Regions from separate parts of the Homo sapiens genome. Here region 2 is linked to region 1. Evidence: read pairs that join two places in POLR2A ChIA-PET (ENCODE). Cell type or tissue: OCI-LY7. All regions are shown on one strand. Each heading gives the region's core, and the rest is flanking DNA. Links, peaks and the distances in the headings are about the cores only.

Evidence for each region. Peaks named below come from ENCODE experiments on the same cell type or tissue, not always from the same donor. Only the 100,000 strongest peaks of a DNase experiment are listed, where the experiment ranks them.
Region 2: POLR2A ChIA-PET joins it to region 1 with 6 read pairs; 3 of 35 experiments call an interaction of 5 or more read pairs at or near these places.

The regions. Positions count from the first base shown.
Region 1 is chr2:64,218,390-64,222,792 of GRCh38, forward strand. No RefSeq gene overlaps it. Among named protein-coding and RNA genes, the nearest start is that of LINC00309, 15 kb to the left of the region's middle. In OCI-LY7, for the core only: no CTCF peak of the experiment used is centred there; a DNase peak (open chromatin) is centred at 2,052; H3K4me3 peaks cover 557 bases; H3K27ac peaks cover 548 bases.
Region 2 is chr2:64,022,223-64,026,625 of GRCh38, forward strand. No RefSeq gene overlaps it. Among named protein-coding and RNA genes, the nearest start is that of VPS54, 5.0 kb to the left of the region's middle. In OCI-LY7, for the core only: CTCF peaks have their summits at 176, 1,654 and 1,854; DNase peaks (open chromatin) are centred at 1,699 and 3,719; H3K4me3 peaks cover 301 bases.

The sequences.
Region 1 (4,403 bases), core at 294-4,293:
ACAACAACAATAACAAAATGGGTATGTGAAAACTTTTCCCGATAATGAATCTCTGCAGACCTTATGATCAAAAACACAAGCTACCACTTGACAGGATGAGGTGTGAGCATAACATACCAGAAAGATTTTAGCATACATGCCACAGTTCAGAAATCCAATGTGTTTTGTGAAATGAAGTCACAACTGGGACTCATATCCCAGTAATGCTGCCATTTCTCAAAATATCTTTAGAATTCCTCCAATCTCCTCACTTTATTTTAACATCTGATATTGATAAAGATATATCACATCGTCATCAGGCTTGGCTCTGGATAGAGTCCTACCATTTCAAAAAAAAAAAAAATAGATCTCTCTTTTTTTTTTTTTTTTGAGACGGAGTTTCATTCTTGTTGCCCAGGCTGCAGTGCAATGGTGCGATCTCGGCTCACTGCAACCTTCGCCTCCTGAGTTCAAGCGAGTCTCCTGCCTCAGCCTCCTGAGTAGCTGGGATTACAGGCATGTGCCACCACACCCAGCTAATTTTGTATTTTTAGTAGAGATGGGTTTCTCCATGTTTGTCAGGCTGGTCTCGAACTCCCTACCTCAGGTGATCCACCCACCTCGGCCTCCCAAAGTGCTAGAATTATAGGCGTGAGCCACCGCACCCAGCCTAAAAAATAGATCTATCTTAATATTTATAAATCATTGAATATTTTCCCTTCCTTCCTTTCTCACATAATTCATAGGCACCTAGCTATGCCAGTCACCCTTCAAGATGCTGGCAAGATAAAGTCCTTATCATCAATGTGTTCATATTTTAATACGGGAGAAAATAACAAAATAAGTTATAATATAACCTAAATTTGTCCAGGCTTCACCAGTCTATGAGTGCAAATATGGTCCTCATAAGAAAAATAACCCAGATTTCACAGGCTTTGGCCCACTTACGTATATAGGAACTTAGCTTCCTGCCAGCCTTTTCACAGAGACTCCCACACTGACCCCTGAGGCTTCTCTAGTTCAGCTCTCCCCTGTTCATAGCTGCTGCTTTCAAGCCTCAAGGATTCCAGGTATCTGGTACTTCTTCCTCATCTTTTTTTTTTTTTTTACTTTTAAAACTTTTATTAAATGATGGAAGAAAAAATACTACTTATTATACTAGTTTAAAGCTTTTCAAAAAATTCTAGAAAACATTTTACAGGGGAGAAATCGCTGCAGTAGGCAGCCTGACTGGCAGCCAGTGTCTCTCGAATAGCTTATCGTAGAGAATGCTTACTGTTTTCTAAACTGATCTGCTGTAAAAAGGAAGAGGCTAGTTTAACCCAGTGAGCAAATGTGGAGCCAAAAGACAGGAAGAAAATAGGGACAGCAGAGTAACAGACATTTTCTACTGAAGCTCAGCAAGCTGCCCCCTCTTTTGGAGTGAGGGGTTAAAAGAACATAAATACTCTGCTACAGATAGTGGTCCCTGGTCATCACACAGCAGCAACACACCCCATGAGGGCAGAAGTTTTGTCCATTTTCTTCATGTCTTCATCAGACCTAGAAGAGTGCCCGACACTTACTAGCTGCTCAATACATATGTGAACGTTGAATGAACAAATGTCAAAATAGGGTTAGTCCTTCAATCCACATTTCACTGTGACCCAGTTATCTTCTACGCAGAAATGGGGAGAATGACTCTCCCCTTGCTCATTGCAACATTTTGTTTTCTGCGTCCCAATGCAAAGGTATCTGGGCCCCTCTTCTTCCAAAATCCTTGATGATCATAGCCCTTTTCAAATTCTGCATCAGCTCCTTTTTGTAAGAACAGTTTTGGTCTTTGAGTAACTGCTGGGAAACAGACATACTTGAACCCCAAGTATGGCCTAGGCTCAAACTTAATCTCCTGACTTAATTACCAGTTAGCATGATAAGAGCTATACTAGATGCACATACAGGGACATGGGAAAGGAACAAAGAAACTGCAGACAGCAGGAAATCAGAGGGAGGAGGACAGATGGTGTAGAAAGATGATGGATGAAACTCTGCCTGCTTCGTGTTTTTGCTTTGTACTTGCTCCCACCCCCCAATTTTTACTTCATAATCTGATTGGAACTTCCTCTTCCTCATTTTGTAATTTCCTCTTTCCAAGTACATGATAGGTGCTAATTTTGTTTGTTGACTGGCTAACAAAGAGAATTAAGACCTTAGTGGAGTCCCATTGCCTTTCCCCTAATATTTGCTTTTCCATATTGATTGCTCTTTGGTTGAACTGGGATATGAAATACTGGATAATGAGAACACAATAAATCCTCAGTTGTTCAAATCAATCACTACTAATGGACGGCACACAATATCCCAAGCATTGTGCTAGATGGAAAGCCACACAGATTAATAAGGGTGCAGCTCTAAAGAAGCAAACAGTGTAGCAATAGTGATGAAGCATGCCAAGCAGCTAGACTGTAAGGTAGAAAGAGTCCTGTGGTGTACTAGAAGATCACATAACTTGCTATAAGAACACAGAGAACACAGAGGAAGCAAAGAGAAGTCTAGTTTGTAGGCTCTGGGAAGGTTCCATAGACAGCTAGGAAGAATAAACAAGATTTTAACCAGTGGAGATGTGTGAGGGAAGCATGCAGACAGTGGAAGCCCCATGAACAAATTCCATCTACAAAGGGACATATAGATGCTTCCAGTGGTTTCTCTCATCCTTTATCAGTTATGTGGCAGTCTCTTATGACATAACCAGTAGAATAGTTATGGCATGTTTTTTAGAGTTTGCATTGAAGGACAGGGTTTCATTGAACAATGCTGCTGGCAGTATTTTAAAAGAAAGATTAAAGTGTCACACTGCATGTGACTCTGTCTATCTAATTCTGCATACAAAGCAGATGGCTGTTAAATGTTTGTTCCATCCCTGGTATTGTTTGCCTTGTAAATGCTAAAGAGAGCTGAAACCGAGAATTCTACCACAGTAAAGGAATTTTTTTGCCTATAATTTGTTTATAACATATTCTGGGCTAACAGGCAAGCTCTCTGCTCCCTGGGGCTATGCTGTAAGTGCACACACATTCCGGAATGATCAGCCTTTTCCTCGCTGATGCTAAGAGCCCCAAAATCAATACATACAATCATTTATCACTGACAGATTAGCAATTTCTATTGATTTCTTCTGAAATGGGAATTTGCACACTCCACGGAGCTTTATTCTTTTAATAAGCAACTAGGCAATCAGTTGTAATTTCAGGTTTTGAAATGCTTTGGCAACAGTTTTTATGAAACACACAGAAGAAAAACAAGAAGGGGCCCTGGATAGTTTCAAAGTCTTGCGAAGATGTACAGAAGCGAATTTCGATTGCCTGCCTGTGCCAACAGTGTACCTCTGTCCCCTGAAGCAGATGCTCTGTCCTTTGCCATGAATCTAAGGACTACTGTTAATTTGCAAACTTCCAAAGTCTGGTGGGCTTCTTGTCTTTCTTCCCTTTCTAAAAACCATTGTCAACCTGGGATACAATCTTAGGCTGTACATCTTCAGAGACTAGCAGGCAGCAGTGTTTGGAGGATCCACTTTTAAGCAGGCTTAACCTAGCGCTTTTCAAACTCTCCTGGGGAGCCCCTTAAAATGTGGATTCTGATTCTGGGGTGGGGTCTCAGATTTTACATTTTCAACAGGCTCCCAGGTGCTACCTGTGGCAGGACTTTAAACTCTTTTCCCTGACAGAATTCCTCTTCAAGGTAGAAAGGACAGGTGTGAGACAAGGGCAGAGTGCTAGGCACTCAAAGGCCACTTGATGACACAGAGCCCTGAACAAATGTCCCACAAACACCAGCAATAGAACCAAAAAGGAGAGTCTGAGCTCTTCACTGATAAAGCTTGTTCATTTTTATGTGTATCTCTGAGGCAGTACGTGAATGGGATAATAGAAGAAGGGAAAGAAAATCAATCATTCATTCCTCTGTTCTGTACATTTGAATCCCCTACTCCATACCAGGCATTTTAGGTGCAGGAAATGTAAAATATAGTAAAAGTGGTATAGAAAAGTCTATTTTGGAAATGCAGATACTGAAAGCATTCCCCTCAACCTTTTTCTTTTGGTCAGGAAACTTACTCCAAGACACCCTACACACAAGGAATCCAGCCGTTCAGCATTCCCAGCAGAACAACATTATCTATCATTGTTCTTTGTGTTCAGAGATATTCTGGCAAAGATGTTACTATTCCTGTGTGTGAGTTTGGCAGAAAGCCCTAAGATGTGACCTAATTTCCAAATAGCTTGTCCTTCTGGTTAGCTGTTATTAGTAAAACCTGCTGTAGTTTATGACTCTACCTTATAGACTTCGGGAAAATCATCAGGAAAGCAATGGAGATTTCCCACCTGAATTAGCTTGTGTTAACTAGCTAATCTTTTTAGAATAGTAGCTTCTGCCCATAATTTAAAGAA
Region 2 (4,403 bases), core at 1-4,000, 200 kb before region 1:
CTGTATTTGGCATATTTATTATATCTGTTACCGACCAATCACATGAAAAGTGATAGTCCATCAAGGTTATATGTTCTAATTAGAGGGAGAATGGCAAATTTTCTAATGCCATAACACCTATAAAAGGGCTATGTTTATGTTTACTGTGTATTCTGTGCATATTTGTATAGGTGGCAGTAGTAAGGTTAACATAGCTACTCAATCACTGAACACTGCCTTTCTTTTTTTTTTTTTTGAGATGGAGTCTTGCTCTGTCACCCAGGCTAGAGTGCAGTGGCACGATCTCGACTCACTGCAAGCTCCACCTCCCAGGTTCATACCATTCTCCTGCCTCAGCCTCCCAATATAGCTGGGACTACAGGCGCCCGCCTCCACGCCTGGCTAATTTTTTGTATTTTTAGTAGAGACGGGGTTTCACCGTGTTAGCCAGGATGGTCGTGATCTCCTGACCTCACGATCTGCCCGCCTCGGCCTCCCCAAGTGCTGGGATTACAGGCGTGAGCCACCATGTCCGGCCTGAACATTGCCTTTCTAATGATTTATTTGATAGAAACTATACATTCCCGTGCTATATAAATACAGAGGGGAAAGGGGGCACTGATAGAATGAACAATGAGAAAAATAATTTTCCAATTTAGTAAGATAGAAGCACTAGCTTCTTTTTTCTGTGATAGCAAACCTTGAATCTATGCAATGGAAACCCATCCACATTCTTAACCTACTCTACAGCTAAATATGTGTAATTATATTGTGTGTTTAGTATAAATAAGCTATCTTTGATAAGCAAGATTTACATGCACTAATGAACTGAAGGTGTCAAGCTGGTAATTGTTTCATTAGGGTTTGGATCCAATAATGTCCTGAATTATTTTATGCATCATATTTGAGCTATTCTTAAATGTTATATATATAAATATATAATTATATGTGTTTTTATAATTTAAAAAATTTTACAATTTTTGATACAGCTAATATATAGTATATAAAAATATAAATGATAATTTATAACAATATGACTCTAACCTGAAACTGTGTTTTGATATTTCTTCATAGGTAATATAGGACTATCTTAATGTAGGAAAACTTTCCAGTTTACTTTGAGTATGGTGTAAGATATTAAAGCTAAATGTAGATATAAGCACCACTAGAAAATTTATAATATTTTATGTGGTGATGATAATGTACTCAATACTTGTTGGGAGTAATATACAAGTCTTCAACATATCATCTTTTTGTCTTCTACACCAGCCGCTTGGTTACTTTGGAAGCAATTATTTAACTCTGTTAAATTTCTCTGTTAACTTTTTTCTTGACCTCGATATTTCAGATTTCCATTTTGATTATTATAATAATAGCAGCTGTAATCTACTAAGAATTTACTGCACCCCAAGCATAGGGAAAAACCAAGATACTATGGTATATTAGTTTTCTATTGGTATGTACAAATTATCGCCAATTTAGCAATTTAAAGCAACACACGTTTATTATGTCATGGTTTCTTGAGTCAGGAGTCTCAGCACAACTTAACTTTGCTTAAGGTTTCACAAGGCTGCAATCAAAGCATCCATCAGCCTGTATTGTCATCTGAAAGCTTGACTGAGGAAGAATCTGCTTCCAGTCTCCTTCAGGTTGTTGGCAGCATTTATTTTCTTGCATTTACAGACTGAGAGCCCTGGCTCCTTGCTGGCTCAAGGCTGCCCTCAGATTTTAGAGGCCACCTGCAGTTCCTCACCCTGTGGGTTTCCCTAACACAGCTGTTTACTTCATCAGCCAGTGAGGAGTGTCTTTAAAGTCTCTAAAGTGAATCTGCTAGCCAAATGGAGTGATATCCTAGCATATTTTCTAGGTTTATAGCAGGTCACAAGTTTCACTCACACTTGAGGAGAGGGGATTACAAAAAGTGTGAACAATCATGGTTGCCTTTGATGGTAGCAATCATGAAGGGCTACCCTCGAGCCTATAGTTAATACCACAGGCTTTGGAGTTTGGCCAACCTTGGGCTTTAAACTTGGCTGTGACACTTTAGCTATGTGACTTTATTATCAGCCTCTAACTCATAGCTTGTTCATCTGCAAAGAGGGAAAACAAGCTCTTTGCACTTTATTTTTCTCCCATGTAAAATGGGACTAATAATAGAGTTTAAGGATTAAATGAGCATTTTAACACAGTAACTGGTAACATGAAATACTCAATAAACACTTGTTAGTTTTCTCCTTTTGTTCCCCCTCTTTCCCTCATCTCTTTTTATTTTGAACCTGGTCTGTTAGAAGTCCCAGTTGGCATTTTTACCCTTTCAACTGCTATGTATTTACCCTGGGTCCAGAGTTCATGTACATGTGTGTACACCTGTATCTAGGGCCATTCAAAACCAATTCTAGTATCAACACCTTAAAAAAAAGGATGGATAGTATTGCAAATGTTATTTCCAACTTGAGCTTGGAAAAATAAATAAAATGATAAATGCATAACATTAGAAAGATCATTATTAGACATAGAGGCTTTGAGAGTTTAGAGAACGTTGCTGGGGTTGGCTTCAGTTCTCCCTCTGAATCATGTTCAATAGGTACAAGGTACAAAAGGACGTGTTCTGGCATAATAGTGTTCCTGGGCTCTGAGTTTGTATTCCAGCTTTGCCACTTTCTAAGTAACCTTGGGATATTATTTAAGCTCTTTAAAGCTCAGTTCATTGTGGGGTAATGATAGTATTTAGACTTCGTAGATGTGCTGTGAGGATTACGTTTAAAGTGCACAGTCAGCCCTCAATATCTGCGGATTCCACATCAATAGATTCAACCAACTGTGTATTGAATATATATATATTTAAAAACAATAAAAAATACCAATAAAAAACAATACAGTATAACAACTATTTACATTGCATTTACATTGCATTAGGTAGTATAAATAATCTAGAGATGATTTAAAGTATCTGGGAGGATGTGTGTAGGTTATATGCAAGTACTTTGCCATTTTATATAAAAGACTTACTCAAATCCCTGATTTTGGTAACTGCAGAGGAGGGGGTAGTCCCTGAACCAATCGTCCTCAGATACTGAGGGACGATTGTACTTAAATAGCATAATTTAATGCTTAGTTCATAGTTGGTACTTTAAAATGTTAACTATCATAATTATTATTATAATCTTCACTATATCATTATTATTAGGAAAGCTGTTTTAATGAAACCCGCAAAATAGGAAGGGGCAAGATTTGACTATGAATGAGGTGGTTGAGGTGAGGCATGAGAAGCCACAAGATCTCAAAAGTCCTTATAAGCCCATGGGCTGCAAGTAAGATCAGTGGTCAGAAGGTATAAAAATTGGCAAGTCAAAGCCAAGTGTGGTGGCTCATGCCTGTAATCCTAGCACTTTGGGAGGCCAAGGTGGGAGGATCACGTGAGCCCAGGAGTTTGAGACCAACCTGGGCCATATAGTGAGACCTCATCTCTTAAAATAATTTTAAAAAGTTATATATATATATATATATATATATATATATATATATATAGAGAGAGAGAGAGAGAGAGAGAGAGAGAGAGAGAGAGAGAAAGAGAGACAGAGAGAGAGAGAAAGGGAGAGAGAGAAAGAGAGAGAACATTGACAGGTCAGAAACTGGACAAATAGGAACTAGGGGCCAAGGTAAAATTATGAATTCTCAACCAAACCGAAAAATGCAACCCAAGACACAACAGAAGAGCACATGAAACAAATAATTCGTACTTCAAACATGAAGCCTTTTATATACTTCCTGCTGGAGCAGGAGTCAACCACAGAGCATATCTGGTACGTGTCTGTACCATGCCTGGTACAAAGTAAGAGTTCAATAACTATTTTGAATGGAAAACACAGGAGTCATGTTCCTATAGGAAAATAGTGACTACATTGTTGAGTAGAACAGAGGATATGGGCATATCTTGACAAATATAAGATTACTTTCAAATTGAACAATTTCCCTAGAAAAGTAGTTATATATACCATTTTGTTAGTCCTGCTATCATATTTTTGCTTTATGTTGCTTTATACAGTATTTGGTTCTTTATTCTATGGAGAATATGTCTAATGAACTAAATTGTAACTATTTCCAGGGTAGGATTTTCTGTTGTTGTTGCAGGGTACTTTTAAAAAATTTCCCTACAGAATCTGGAACAGTATACTACATAGTAGATTTTCAGTAGATGCTTGTTGAGTTAAAATAATTATGAATTACCCATCCTTAGTAAATGGTATTTGGCATAATTAATTTTAATAATGTATAAAACTAGTGGGCAACCTTGAAATCATTCTTGACTTTCATGTACCACATCTAATTTGTCAGCAAATTCTGTTATTTCTACCTTTGAAATATATCTAGACTAAAGACTTCTCACCATTCACACTGCATCCAGACTGATCCAAGCCATCTTG